Linked DNA regions of Homo sapiens: region 1 is linked to region 2. A link is a loop called in an ENCODE intact Hi-C map of the cell type or tissue named here. Cell type or tissue: endothelial cell of umbilical vein. All regions are shown on one strand. Each heading gives the region's core, and the rest is flanking DNA. Links, peaks and the distances in the headings are about the cores only.

Region 1 (7,834 bases), core at 1,468-6,467, 48 kb before region 2:
TCTGTCGCCCAGGCTGGAGTGCAATGGTGTGATCTCAGCTCACTGCAATCTCCGCCTCCCAGGTTAAAGCAATTCTCCTGCCTCAGCCTCCCGAGTAGCTGGAATTATAGGTGCACACCACCACGCCCGGCTAATTTTTATATTTTTAGTAGAGATGGGGTTTCACCATATTGGCCAGGCTGGTCTCTTGGCCAGGCTAGTCTTGAACTCCTGACATTGTGATCTGCCTGCCTCGGCCTCCCAAGCTGCTGGGATTACAGGCGTGAGCCACCACACCTGGCCAGTACTTCTTTTTTAAGTTACAAAGCAGCGTATGCATTTCATCTTTATACAAAGTGAATATACATGTTAAAATATCTGGGGCAGATACTACTTAGTCCAGGGCCTGATAGCTAGGCTGGTTCTCTCCTTTCGAATGGGAGACCTCTGCTGCAGACAAGCTCCAGCAGATCCTCAGTCAGGCCAAGAAGCATCTGAGCTTGATCCCTTCTTTGTATTTATTGGATTTAGAGGTATTAGAAAAGCATTGTATGTCTTAAGTCTGGCATTGTTCAATCCGGATGTTAGGACAGAAAGAATTACCCAGAGGCCTGGTGTGGTGGCTCATGTCTATAATCCCAGCTTTTTGAGAGGCCAAGGTGAGCAGATCACTTGAGGCCAGGAGTTCAAGACCAGCCTGGCCAACATGGTGAAACGCTGTCTCTACTAAAAATACAACAAATTAGCTGGATGTGGTGGCATGTGCCTGTAATCCCAGCTACTCGGGAGGCTGAGGCAAGAGAACTGATTGAACTTTGGAGGCAGAGGTTGCAGTGAGCTTAGATCGTGACACTGTGCTCCCGCCTGGGCGACGAAGCGAGACTCAGTCTCAAAAAAAAAAATAAATAAAAAGGAAAGAAAGAATAACCCAGAGCCCTGTAACAAACTGGGTCCCAACAATCCATCCAAGTTTTACTCAGTGAATGTGGATTATAGCAAACTGAAGAAAGAAGGTCCAGATTTGTAAATGAAGTGTTTCACTATTAAAGCTGCTTTCGAATGAAGGTCTTTCTGAAGCCATCCGCACAATTTTCCATTTAATCAGGAAATATTTGTCCTCTAAATACATGAAATCATGTTGATGTAATGTGTTGGAGATTACCCTGATTAATAAATAATTGAAACTTGAAAAATAAATCTGGAAGGATTAGATCAGTTTTGAACGGCCATGAAGTTCAGATAAGCCAATTTTAAGTTTCATTAAACAAATAGGTGTTTTGGTTTTTTGTGTTATTCACATGACAAGATGTCTGGAGTCAGGCAGGTTCTGGCCCTAGTTCTTTCTAGCTCAGTATCACCACAGTTCTTTTGGTTTTCCCCTCTTGCTTGCCACCCCAGGTCATATGATGGCTGCCCCAGCTCCAGGCATCTCACCCACATTCAAATCAGGAAGAACTGGTATGGGAAAGCTCCAGTCATGGCTGACTCTTTACTAGGAAAACAAAAGCTTTCCTAGAAGTCCCCCGCCAGACTTCCTTAACTCTCCCATTGGCTGAGTCATATGGAGATTCCCAGACACAGGGGAGGCTGAAGACACTAGAAACAGAATTTCATGATTGATAATAGAAAATTATGATTTGTGCTCCAAGGCTGGGCACTCAAACAAGCTTGGAATTCTGTTAATGAAGAAGGGGAAGGGATCAAGTAACTGTTACCCCCTTTAGACAGGACACAGTGCATCCTACTTTGTCACAGTCACCTCACTCCTTTTAGATTGCTTTACTCAGTTAATCACCTGCCTAGCCCCTGTGAAGGCATTTGAACTTTCAACACTTGGATACAAGGCTCAGAGTTAGAAAGTGTGAAAAGATTGCTAACTGTCTCCATTATCCATTACTTCCCCCTTTCTTCTAGTAATAAAATAATTTTCACCCCAAGATATAGCAGGGTATATGGCTGCCCAGATCCAGATCATAGTTCATGGTCACCGCTGCCATGGTAGCTAGCTGGGTGTGACCATGTAACTAAGTACTCACCACTGGAAAATGTATAGATTCATGTGATCATCACTTCTACATCATTTCCTAAAGTGAAATTGTTAGCCATTTACTTCCTCTTTCCCCCACTTACCACAGGCTTGTATATAGATGCTTCAATGATGTCCTTGGAGACGGCAGAGCAACAAGATAGAGGGAACCTGTATCCCCAAATGACTACCTGAAGCAGAGCCCCTTACTCACCTCTGGACTCATCCTGAATCACCCATATGCTTAAAGGGATAAAACAACAACAAAAGACAAAATAAGAACAACAAACAAAACCTGTAAAACAAGAGATTCAAAATAAATTTGCTCTAGCTGGGGCATGGTGGCTCATGCCTGTAATCCCAATACTTTGGGAAGTGGAGGCAGGAGGATCACATGAGCCCAAATGTTCAAGACCAGCCTGGGCAAGATAATGAGACCCTAAAGTAACTGGGCATGGTGGCCCATGCCAATAATCCCAGCTACTCGGGAGGCTGAGGTGGGAGAATCACTTGAGCCCAGGAGGTTGAGGCTGCTCTGAGACATGATCCAGGCATGGTGGTGAGCACCTGTAATCCTAGCTACTCAGGAGGCTGAGGCAGGAGGATTCCTTACACCCAGGAGTTTGAGGTTACAGTGAGCTATGATCATACCATGGTACTCCAGCATGGAAGACAGAATGAGATCCTGTCTCAGTAATAAATAAGTAAATAAATAAATTTATTCTGTATTTTTGAGCCTCTTTACTAAAGCAGCTTATTCTGTTCCTTAACTCATATAGGAAAGAAAAAAACAAACTTCATTATGCCATTGGTGTGTTGTTAATAGTTAAAAAAAAAAAAGAAGAAGAAGAAGATTGGGAGCTAAGACGAAAAAAACAGAGATGTCAACTAAATGGAGGAATAAGAGATGTTCTTATAAAGACTTGCATTACTGGGGAGGCAACTGAATAAACAGGCAGGACAGTGAAAGAGCCTAATCAGATGCCCACTGAGCTCTGCTTTGGAGTTAATATGGTTTGGCGTTGAAGCAAAATACAAAGACCAGGGTGAAGTCAAACCATTGCAGTCTACATACGGCAGGAAGGCCCATGGTTCAAGAAGGGTCTGTGTAGATATGAATTAGATGGGAGGACCATTAGTCAGGGTCCTTAGGTTGCAAGCAACAGAAAGCAACTCTGAGTTGCTCAAACAAAACAAAGAATTTACTAGAAAGACATTGGGAAGACCAAAGAATCTAAGGAAGATCTCAACAGCCAAGGCCAAGAAAAGGATAAGGTGCAGGTAAGCTCTGGGAATCCCACTTACAGAAACTTGTGGTTTCCCTAGTATGCAGCAGAATCACCTGGAGGGGTTTTTAAAACACAGATTGCTGGGGCCTACCCCTAGAGTTTCTAATCCAGTAGGTGTGGGTTGGGGCCCGGGAATCTGTATTTCTAACAGGTTCCCAGATGCTGTTGCTGCAGGTCAAGGGACCCCCTTATGAGAAGCACTGCTTTAGGGGAAACACATCAAATGACTCAGCTCCCACTTCCTTCCATCCCTGAGTGTCTCCACAGTTCCAAAGTCCTGAGAAAGTCCAGTTGACCCAGGATTGAGTCACTCTTGTGGTCAGAGAGGTGGCGTTCTGTGATTGGCAGCCATGTGAGTATCACTTGGTGTGGGGATGGGGGAAGTTCCTCCAAGGAAGGAACACTGGACACAAAACTAGACGATGTCCTCAAAATGGTAGTTGGGCAAGCTAAATGCACAACTCTCTCCATCTGGAGCAAGATCTTCAGCAGCAGCTTCTCCTCTCAGGGCAGAAGTTCCAGAATAGAGAACTGGAGGCGGGTGGGGTGGTAGGGAGAGGGAGAAGGTGGACTTCTACAGACCATTATCTCTATTCTAACCTCATTTCGTTTCCTGTCAAGAGAAGACACTCCTGCCCCCTAGAGACCAGTGATCAATTCCACAGCAGCTTTGGTGGCTATGAAAGCCCTGAGGAGTCAGTAGACCTTGCGCTGAGACCCATTTTGACCAGTTAGGCCACAGCTCAAGACAACATTTTACCGTGCATGTTGTAGCTTTTTTCAGCTGCAGAGAAATCAACAGAGATAGTTCCTGAAAAGCCTAAGCATCTCATTTTTGCATCATACTGTATATGCTCCTACAGGGGAGAAGAAACTTCCATCTACCCTCTTAGGTTCTATGGCTGGCCTAAGTTTTTTTTTTTTTTCTTTCTTTTTTTTGAGACACAGTCTCACTCTGTCGCCCAGGCTGGAGTGCAAAGGCACGATCTCGGCTCACCACAACCTCCGCCTCCCGGGTTCAAGTGATTCTCCTGCCTCAGCCTGCCGAGTAGCTGGAATTACAGGTGCGCACCACCATGCCTGGCTAATTTTTGTATTTTTAGTAGAGACGGGATTTCACCATGTTGGCCAGGCTGTTCTCAAACTCCTAACCCCAAGTGATCCACCTGCCTTGGCCTCCCAAAGTGCTGGGATTACAGGTGTGAGCCACCACGCCCAGCCTGGCCTAAGTATTAATATTAAACAGACATAAGACAGAATAACATGAGAAAAGCATACAAAGTTTTTAAATATTTTATCTATACACAGGAGTCGTCAGAAGGAAAGTGAAAACCCAAAGAATTAATTAAGCCCAAATGCTTATATACCTTTTTACATAAAGAATAATAAATCGGTGGGTGATGTGAACTGGAGTCTGAGCCGGCTATAAAGAGAACAACAACAACAAAAGAATGACAGGCCAGGCTTGGTGGCTCACACCTGTAATCCCAGCACTTTGGGAGGCCAAAGCTGGTGGATCACCTGAGGTCAAGAGTTCAAGACCAGCCTGGCCAACATGAGGAAATCCCGTCTCTACTAAAAATACAAAAATTAGCTGGGCTTGGTGGCGGGTGCCTGTAGTCTCAGCTCCTCGGGAGGCTGAGGCAGGAAAATTGCTTGAACCTGGGAGGCAGAGGTTGCAGTGAGCCAAGACTGTGCCACTGCACTCCAGCCTGGGCAACAGAGACTCTGTCTAAAAAAAAAAAAAAAGAATGACAAATTGTGGGGATGTGACAAGACAAAGAGGCTTGAGCTAAAGGCAGTTAGTTGTGGGACAATGACTAGGAAATACATGGGGTTATTTTAGTAGGTTCATTTGTACAGGCCCACTGCGCCATCAACCCTCAGTCTCCGGTGATGGGAATGTGCTTCTCTTCCTGGTACAGAGAGGGCATCTTTCTCATGGGAAATTTTATGAACTGTATTTAGGTAAAAAGATGGAATTCAGAGGGTTCTTCCTGCACCGGCTGTTTCTCAAGTGGCTTCAGCTCAAAATAATATGCCAGAGTGGCATATTTTGGGGTGGCATGTCCTGAACCCCTTCACTAACAATGAATTTTCTTCTTCAGAAAAACTTGGTAGTGGTCAGGCACAATGGCTCACGGTTGTAATCCCGGCACTTTGGTAGGCCGAGGCAGGCGGATCACCTGAGGTCAGGTGTTCAAGACCAGCCTGGCCAGCATGGTGAAACCCCATCTCTACTAAATAAAAATACAAAAATTAGCTGGGTGTGGTGGCACATGCCTGTTATCCCAGCTAGTTAGGAGGCCAAAGCAGGAGAATTGCTTGAACCTGGGAGGCAGACGTTGCAGTGAGTCAAGATGGTGCCACTGCACTCTAGCCTGGGCGACAGAGCAAGACTTTGTCTCAGAAAAAAAAAAAAAGAGAAAAGAAAAACTTGGTAGAGAAAAAAAAAATCTGTTAACCTAATTAAACAAGCCTACAGTTGTGTAAGCTGGATTGTCAGCTATCAGATGCTCTTATAATGTGGCTCACCTGAGCTTACAAATGAATATCATTATTTCAAGGAGTGTGTTGAACCATTATGTTAATATTTACACAGCAATTAATGTAATACACCATATTAATTGAATAAAGAACAAAACCCACCCCTCCAATAGATGCCTAAAAACATTCGACAAAATCTAACAGTTTAAAAGCATTCAACAAACTAGGGAGAGAAGGGGACTTTCTCAACCAGATAAAGGATATCTACAAAAACCCCCAGCTAACATCATACTTCCTTGTGAAAGACTGGACGCTTTCCCCGAAGATCCCTTGTTAAGATTAATGGTTGCATGCGGTGGTGGGGGGGAACAGGAAGTGACTGCTAGTGGGTATGGGGTTTCTTTTTGAGGTGGTGAAATTAGTGGTGATTGTTGCACAACTTTGTCAATGAATACACTAAAAATCAGTAAGGGTATGGTGGCTCACACCTGTAATCCTAGCACTTTGGTAGGCTGAGGCAGGAGGCTCACTGGAGCCCAGGAGTTCAAGACAAGCCTGGGCAACATAATGAGACTTCATCTCTACTGAAAAAAAAAAAAGAAAAATTAACTGGGCATAGTGGTGCACATCTGTAGTCCTGGCTACTCAGGAGGCTGAAGCGGGAGAATCTCTGGAGCCCAGGAGGTCGAGGCTTCAGTGAGCCATGATTGCACCACTGCACTCCAGCCTGGTCAACAGAGTGAGACCCTGTCTCAAAAAAACAAAACAACAACAACAAAAAAAGCCACTGAAGTGTACACTTTAAAAGATACCTGAATTAAATCTCAAAACTGCTTTTTTTTTTAGTAGGGGACAGGGTCTCACTCTGTTGCTCATACTGGAGTGCAGTGGCTCGATCTTGGCTCACTGCAACCTCCACCTGCGCAAGGATGACACAAACATTCATAAAGCATTCCATATTTAATTTTTAAAAAAAAATCAAAATTACTTAGTAAGGAAATATTCACTTAAGAAGTCCTAAATTAGATGGGATCCAGAGTTAATTAATTCAGCAGCTGGCTGGTGTCATCAAGGACCCAAGTTCTTTTTTTTTTGAGACAGACTCTCGCTCTGTCACCCAGGATGGAGTGCAGTGGCTTGATCTCGTCTCACTGCAACCTCCATCTCCCAGGTTCAAGTGATTCTCCTGCCTCAGCCTCCCGAGTAGCTGAGATTACAGGTCCACACCACCATGGCCAGCTAATTTTTGTATTTTTAGTAGAGATGGGGTTTCACCATGTTGGCCAGGCTGGTTTTGAGCTCCTGATCTCAGGTGATCTGCCTGCCTCAGCCTCCTAAACTGCTGGGATTACAGATGTGAGCCACTGTGCCCGGCCCAAGGGCCCAAGTTCTGTGCTCTTGCCACTCTGCTATCCTCAACTTGCTGGCTCATCTTCAGGCTGCCTTAGATCTAGCCACCCTGTCTGCTTTTTTTTAAGAGATATGGGTCTCGCTATGTTGCCCAAGCTGGTCTCAAACTCCTGGCCTTAAGTGATCCTCCCATGTTGGCCCTTTGAGTAGCTAGGATTACAGGCGGGAGCCACTATGCTAGGCCTGTTTACATATTAAAGTGAACCCATGTATTGGTCAGGATTCTTTTGGTTGCAAATGTCAGAAATCTAACCCAGACTAGCTGAAAAAAAGTAGTTCAAAGGGACTTCAGACATGTCTGGATCAAGGAGAGCATCAGAACTCTCTTTCCATCTTTCGGGGTTTATTTGATTTTGTTTGGCTTCATTCTCAAACAGGTAGCAAGATGGCTGCTGGTAGTGCCAAGCCATCACTGCTGTGTATCTTTTTTTTTTTTTTTTTTTTTTTGAGACGGAGTCTTGCTCTTTTGCCCAGGCTGGAGTGCACTGGCATGATCTCGGCTCACTGCAACGTCCGCCTCCTGGGTTCAAGCAATTCTTGTGCCTCAGCCTCATGAGTAGCTGGGATTACAGGTGCCCGCCACCATGCTCGGCTAGTTTTTGTGTTTTTAGTAGAGACAGGGTTTCACCATGTTGCCCAGGCT
Region 2 (7,834 bases), core at 1,050-6,049:
AAGTGCTGGGATTACAGGCATTAGCCACCACGCCTGGCAATTTTGAGTTTTTAAAAAAACCTTCTCACCATGTGAACAGAACACACACACAGACTAGCCCAATTCACTCATTCAGTTGCTCATTCATGCATTCGTTGGACAAGCACTCACAGCTCCCGGAGCTGAGCAGTGCCCTGAGGCCTCAGAGAACAGACCCAGCCCTTGAGCAGCTCACAGGCCATTTTGCAAGAGAGAGATTCAGAAATAGATAAGCGGGCGGTGCTATGATGATGGATGTATCAGGTGTAACGCGGTTTCAGAGAAGCTGCCCCTACCCAGACTTGAGGGTGAGGAGAGACCTCCTGCCTATGCTGAAGGAGTTAATTTGATAGTGCGAGGAGAGAGGAATAACAGGCACAGGGGACTGCGGGACAGAGGCCTGGAAGAATAGGCAAAGGCGTACTTCATTCTAAAGGAACGTGAGACATTTGGTTTGGCCAAAACTTTAAGGAGTTGAGAAGAGACAGGGCTTTAAAAATAAGCAACAGGGCCAGGCGCGGTGGCTCACGCCTGTAATCCCAGCACTTCGGGAGGCCGAAGCGGGTGGATCATCAGGTCAGGAGTTTGAGACCAGCCTGACCAACATGGTGAAACCCTGTCTCTACTAAAAATACAAAAATTAGCCGGGTGTGGTGGCACGCATCTGTAATTCCAGCTACTTGGGAGGCTGAGGCAGGAGAATCGCTTGAACCCAGTAGGTGGAGGTTGCAGTGAGCTAAGATCATGCCACTGCACTCCAGCCTGGGCAACAGAGCCAGACTCCATCTTAAAAAAAAAAAATCATCAGTCAACTCAAGATGGGTCCTAGAGGTTAGTCTAAGGAGTCTGGACTTTATTCTGCAGACAATGGGAGTTATTGAAGGATCTTGAGCTTGGAAGGGACAAGACTGGGTCTGGATTTGGGGAAGATGGCTTTGACCACTGTGCACAGAATGAACTGGAGGTGATCAGACCAGAGTCAGGGAGACAGCAAAGAGACACGTGCAGTCGTCTGGAGGGCCTCAAGAGGACTGCACCAGGGCAGAGCCGATGGAGGGAAATGGATGGTTGTGAGAGTTATTTGGGAAATCAGATGGACAGAATTTGGTAACGGATGGGATATTGGTTGAGAGAAAAGGAGGAAACAAAGAGAACTGCCAGGTGTCTGGGCCAGATGATTGAGGACATGGTGGTGTCTGTCTTCATGGAGAAGACACTGAGGAGGAACAGCATGAGGGCAGGGAGGATGAATTCATATGAGGACATATCCCATCTGGGATGCCTGTGAAACACCCAAAAGGACCAGGGTTAAACCCTGAAGAGCCCAACATCAAGGAAGAAGTCAGAGGAGGACAGACCTATGGAGGCAGAGACAGGACAGTCAGAGACAAGGAGGGTTCCATGCTTGAGGCCTAAGGGAAGAAAGTTTCAAGAGCTTGGGAAGACATGGGCAACAGTGTGAAAAGCCACAGGGAGATGAATGACAATGCAGACAGAAAAGCAAACACTGGATGTGGAAACATGGAAATCAATCTCATGTGATCAGATCATGTGATCACAGGGAGAGCAGTTGCCCAGGCATGGGTTGAGGGGTGAGTGATAGGAGAGAAAGGGGAATGTCAAATCCTCACTCAAGAAGTTCGATTGAGCCAGGCACAGTGGCTCACTCCTGTAATCCCAGCACTTTGGGAGGCCGAGGCAGGACGATCACTCGAGGTCAGGAGTTCCAGACCAGCCTGGCCAATATGGTGAAATCCCATCTCTAATAAAAATACAAAAATTAGCCAGACGCCTATAATCTCAACTACTGGGGAGGCTGAGGCAGGAGAATCGCTTGAACCCAGGAGGTAGAGGTTGCAGTGAGCCGAGATAGCACCACTGCACTCCAGCCTGAGCAACGAGAACGAAACTCCGTCTCAAAAAAAAAAAAAGAAGTTTGATTGAGCAACAAAATGCTGTGTGTGGACCTTGTTTGGATCCTGATTCAAATAAACCAACTGTAAAAAATATTTTCCAGACAATTGGGCTGGCTGTGGTGCTCATGCCTGGTCTCAGCACTTTGGGGAGGCCAAGGCGGAACAATTGCTTGAGCTCAGGAGTTTGAGATCAGCCTGGGCAATATAGCAAGACCTCATCACTCCTAAAAATTTTTAAAAGTTAGCTGGGTGTGGTGGTGCACACCTCTAGTCCCAGTTACTCAGGAAGCTGAGGCAGGAGGATTGCTTGAGCCCAGGAGTTCAAGGCTGCAGTGAGCTGTGATTATGCCACTGCACTCCAGCCTGGGCAACAGAGCCTCAAGACCCTGTCACACACACACAAAAAAGAATTAAAAAAAAAAAAAAGACATTTGGGAAAACTCAAACACAGATGGTATTAAAAAAATGTTTATTTATTTAGGTAGGATAATGATATGGTGGTTGTATTGTTAAATTCCTTAGCTATTAGATGTGCACTCCAACCTGGGCAACACAGCAAGGCTTCATCTCAAAAAAAAAAAAAAAATTCCAGGAAGACCAGGTGTGGTGGCTCATGCCTGTAATACCAGCACTTTGGGGAAACTGAGGAAGGAGGATGGGTCAGGAATTCAAGACCAGCCTGGGCAACATAGCAAGACCTCATCTCTACACCCATCCCCACCTTGCCTCCCCCCGCCACCCCCCACACACACACGAGAATAAAATATTCCAGGAAAATTGTGCCTGCATGCTAATCTCTATTTCAAAGTTGGCTTCCCAGGAACCCAACCTAGGAGATTGTATACTTGGGTCTATCTGACTTCAGAGCCTCCCCAGTCCACACAGGCCCCACAGGAGCCCCAGCAAGAGTAGGCCTCCTCCTTCCAGATACAGGACCAGAATCAGTAAGGGGAGTGCTGGTGGAGTCCCTGCTTGACTCAAACCCGTTGGTGCCACCAGTACCCGTCATCCTGGCTCTTCCTACTTCTGCTGCCTTCTGTTCAATCCCAGGCTCCTGGCCCCCATGTGACTCCCACTCCCTTGGCCCCAACCCAAACTTGGTGCCTATCACTGTATCTTTGCATGAGTAGAACCCTTGAAATCACCCAAAATGTAACCAGCTGATTCTCCTCTGGGCCTGAGAGCTTGCACTTTCATTACTTTATTCATGCTGTTTCCTCTGCCAAGAAATCCTCCCTTCCTTGTCATTGTCTGGATGTTTACTAGAACATTCTTTAAGATTGCTCAGACCTCATTTCCTCCAAGTAGCTCTTTCTAAGACTCCTGGCCTCCTGCACACCCAGCTCCACCCGCGGTCTGGTTAAGTGCCCATTCTTTGGACTTCCGTAGCTCATAGCTCTTTATCCCACTGAAATTGCCTCTATGTGACCTCTCTGCCAACCAGAGGCAGAGACAATGTCCATGCATTCACCTCACAGTTATTGACATCCTTCTGGGTGTTGGGCACTATGTTGGGGAGACTGCAGAAACAAAACAAAGTTCCTGCTCTCGAGGAGCTTACATTCTAGTTGGGGGAAACAGTCAAAAATAAGTGGAGCAACAAATAAGATAATTTCAAATTGTGATGAATTTAATGAAGGAAATAAAAATAGTAACATGAAGATAGGGTAGATGGCTTTTTTTTTATTTTTATTTTTTAATAAATAGAGACAAGGTCTCACTATGTTGCCCAGGTTGGTCTTGAACTCCTGAGCTCAAGTGATCTGCCTGATTTAGTCTCCCAAAGTGCTAGGATTACAGGCATGAGCCACTGCACCCAGCTGGTGGCTGTTTTAAGTAGAATGACCAGGAAAGGCTTCTTGGAGGAGGTGACATACAAACAAAACCACAGACAGCTTTACCATGAAGTCAATGAAGCTTAAGCTTTAAGGCCCTCTCCTAGGCCCTGTATCTAATTGTATATTTGTAATTTGGTATCTTCAAAGGGGGGCCCTTCAAATTGTATAAGCTTTAGTAACCTATAAAATCTGTGTCTACCCCTGGCTGAACTCTAAAAAAGAAAAAAGGAACAAGTAAGAGGACGATCTGGATTATTCCAGCCAGAGAGTATCATGTGCAAAGGGCCTGTAATGGGAATAATTTCATCATGTTCTGAAGTAGGAACAAGAAACTGAAAGGTTGGTGTGGCCCTAGGGGAGTGAGAAATGGGAAGAGTGGGATGTGATCAGAGGACACCTGGCTGCAGATCACTCCTGAGCCATGGTAAGGAGTTGGGATTTTATTCTGTGAGCCTCGGAGAGCTGCTTCAGTGTCGCTAAGCAGGCAAGTAACATGATCGGACTCGCTCTAGCTGTCAGGTAGAGAATAGATGGTAGGGAGCAAGCGTGGAAACAGCAAGAGCATTTTGGAGGTCAGAGATGGTGGTGGCATGGACCAGAAAGTGGCATTTTCAATTCCTCTCCCCGTCCCCTGTACTCAGGGAGCTTGGCTGGGGCAAAAGTTTGGTAAACATTTGTCAGGTGAACAAACACCCAGCAACCGACAGGATTGCCTACTCCCCAGACAGAGCAGCTGCCACACAAGGCAGAGTGAGCCCTCTACAAACTCAGGACTCAAACTGTGGTCCTTGGACGAGCAGCATTGGCACCACCTGCAAGCTTGTTAGAAATGCAGAATCTTGGGTCCCACCCCAGATCTCCTGTATCAGAATCTGTATGTTGGCCGGGCATGGTGGCTCACGCCTGTCATCCCAGCAGTTTGGGAGGCTGAGGCAGGTGGATCACTTGAGGTCAGGAGTTCGAGACCAGCCTGACCAACATAATGAAACCCCCTCTCTAATAAAACTACAAAAATTAGCCAGGCATGGTGGTGGGTGCCTGTAATCCCAGCTACTCTGGAGGCTGAGGCAGGAGAATAATTGCTTGAACCCAGGAGACAGAGGTTGCAGTGAGCCAAGATCACACCACTGCACTCCAGCCTGGGCGACAGAGCGAGACTTTGTCTCCAAAAAAAAAAAAAAAAAAAAAAAGACTCCATATGTTAATAAGATTCCCAGGCGATTCGTGCACGCACCGAAATCTGAGACATGTTGTACCCCAACAACTGCCAGCCACACACTTGCCTGGGCTAACATCTTCCGTGGCTCCCCTGGCCCAGGATCAAGTCTAAGCTCCTTTCCCATCTTATTTTCCACCATTCCCCGCTACTCATTTTCTACTCTTGCTGCACTGAATTTCTCGCTGCTTCCCTAAAAACTCCATTTTTCCTCAAATCTCTTTGCCTTTCCAGCAGCCTGCTTTTGCCTATTGCTTTACCTAGAAAAATCTTACTCATCTTAAGACCTAATCTGAAAAAGCACTTCCTCTGGGATGCCTTCCCTGATCGCCACAGGCAAAATGAGTTGCCTTCTTCTCTGGGTCCCTATGCACTGGGCGCATTCCTCAGTCTAGCACCTGATACAGTATGTTTTAAGTATTAATTTCTGTGGCTGTTTCCTTGTCAGACTGGGCACTTCCTGAGGGCAGGGACTAGATCTTTTTCATCTCTTCAATCCCAGTGTCGGGCACCGAGGAATGAATGGATGAGTGGCCATGCCCTGATGATGGCTCCGAAATCCCCGGCACAAAGGAAGTGTGCACAGTCTCCCCAGGGGAGCTGTACTGGGGTGGAGTGGGTTAGGGAGAACAAGGTCTCTGGAGTCAGAAAGGTCTACAGGTTCATACCTGGCTTACCATTTACTTGCTGTATGACCTGGGGCAAGTGACCTCGCCTCTCTAACCTTCAATGTCTTCATTTGCAAAATCTTACAATCCTAACAATGGTTTCAAAGATAAGTATGCAAAGTGGCTGGAACAGGACCTGAGCCACAAATGACCAAGCCTCCCTCTCCCCACTGGCCCAGCTGCTTGGAGCCAGGGGAGGGGACTGTGGGCCAACATTGACCTAGGGGCTTTGACCTACACACTGGCTTTCCTGCCAGCTCCAGATAGAGCCTCCAGCTAATGGCAACAAAGCTTTCAACAGCTCAGGAAGAGGATGAACATTTGGAAAGAAAAGAAGAGGCTCAGACCACTCAGTTTAACACATGGGCACAGTTCCCTGATGGATCGAGGCTGGGCAGCTGGCCCAGGCACAGCCTTCAGCTGGGGGTGGGGTAGAGAGGCCATAAATATTCATGAGACAGAAGAATTCTGCTGTCTGGATCTGGTACCCTTTTCCCTGTGCAGCATTCGGCCCTCATCCCTGCTGGAAACATTCCCAGTCCCTAGGGAACCTGGAGAAGGGGTTCTCATCCATAGCTGGACAGCCAGAGAGGAGGGACCATCGGGAGATGGACAGAAGGAGGTATGTGCTGGTTGATTTCCCAGGCCAGATTGTGGGTTGGGAAGTTGGGTTCACCAGTCCTGCTAGCTCTTAACATTTGTGGGGCCAGTTGAGGTCAAAAGTACAAAATTCTAAATATTTATAAGCTATAAATAAGATACATCCAAGTTCATCCACAGCTCCTGCACCAGCAGTTCCTTGCAGCCCCGCAGGCCTGAGGGTGCATTCACCAACAGGGCAAGGACTAGAAGTGGTGAAGGCGGGGGAACACCACATTCCAAGTGGGCACACTCTCTTGGATCCAAGTACTCCTTGCTCTGTGGGGATCATGAGGCTGGAGCCCCCCTAATTTCAAGACACTGGGCACCATTTACTGGTATACAGTACATCTTGCCTATGATCATATTTCCTCCTCAGATCATCTTCGTGAGGCTGGTTTTACAAGATACCTAATTTTCTAGGGGTAAAAAGTGAGACTAGAGAAGAAAATAGATTTGTCCATAGTCACACAGCGGGGAAGTGGCAGACTTGGGATTTTGAACTCCAAGGTTCATTCTGACTCTCCTAGAACAAGCTGTGTCCCCTGCTAGAAGCAAACTGCTCCTTGGCCAGCTTGTCCACTCACAGACCTGTCTTACAGCCTGAGAATGGGAGCTCCAGATGCTGTGAGGCCCCAGGAAGAGATGCCTTTGACCTGGGGCCCTGCTTTTACCTTTGTTCCTCAAAGCTGGGAAGGGAATGCGACAAAGGGATGGCATGACCTGCTCTGTATCCATCTGACTCCCGCCTGGTAGGGCGAGAGCTGGGTCAGATCCTGGTTCAACCACTAAGCTCATCCTGTGATTCTGAGTCTCTGTTTCCTCATTTGTAAATGAAGATTTTTATATGGACTAAGAGAAAAGGATATTAAGAAAACAATCTTATTTACAACAGTATTCAAAAAAAATAACATACTTAGAAATAAACTTAACCAGCCAGGCACGATGGCTCATGCCTATAATAATCCCAGCACTCCGGGAGGCTGAGGCAGGCAGATCACTTGAGTTCAGGAGTTTGAGACCAGCCTGGCTAACATGGTGAAACCCCATCTCTACTAAAAATACAAAAATTAGCTGGGCGTGGTGGCGCATGCCTGTAGTCCCAGCTACTCAGGAGGCTGAGCCAGGAGAATCACTTGAACCGGGAGGCGGAGGCTGCAGTGAGCCAAGATCATGCCACTGCACTCCAGCCTGGGCGACAGAGCAAGACTCTGTCTCAAAAAAAAAAAAAAAAAAAAAAGGAAAAAAAAAAAAGAAACAAACTTAACCAAGGAGGCAAAAGACTTGTACATTGAAAACTACAAAACATTGCTGAAGGTCAGGCGCGGTGCCTCACGCCTGTAATCCCAGCACTTTGAGAGGCCGAGACAGGCGGATCACGAGGTCAGGAGATCGAGACCATCCTGGCTAACACAGTGAAACCCCGTCTCTACTAAAAATACAAAAAATTAGCCAGGCGTGGTGGCAGGCGCCTGTAGTCCCAGCTACTCGGGAGGCTGAGGCAGGAGAATGGCATGAACCCAGGAGGCGGAGCTTACA

What was found. Hi-C counts contacts between places; a loop is a spot of excess contacts. Peaks named below come from ENCODE experiments on the same cell type or tissue, not always from the same donor. Only the 100,000 strongest peaks of a DNase experiment are listed, where the experiment ranks them.
Region 1: it touches region 2 in a loop (2.3-fold over the local background); 12 of 110 quality-filtered maps call a loop at or near these places.

The regions. Positions count from the first base shown.
Region 1 is chr1:28,109,299-28,117,132 of GRCh38, forward strand. No RefSeq gene overlaps it. Among named protein-coding and RNA genes, the nearest start is that of EYA3, 25 kb to the left of the region's middle. RefSeq lists enhancers at 4,041-4,100, 4,151-4,200. In endothelial cell of umbilical vein, for the core only: a CTCF peak has its summit at 3,957 (motif pointing left); a DNase peak (open chromatin) is centred at 3,593; H3K27ac peaks cover 1,385 bases.
Region 2 is chr1:28,157,891-28,165,724 of GRCh38, forward strand. All of the region lies in intron 1 of PTAFR (platelet activating factor receptor), which reads right to left. Among named protein-coding and RNA genes, the nearest start is that of PTAFR, 15 kb to the right of the region's middle. In endothelial cell of umbilical vein, for the core only: no CTCF peak of the experiment used is centred there; a DNase peak (open chromatin) is centred at 3,241; H3K27ac peaks cover 862 bases.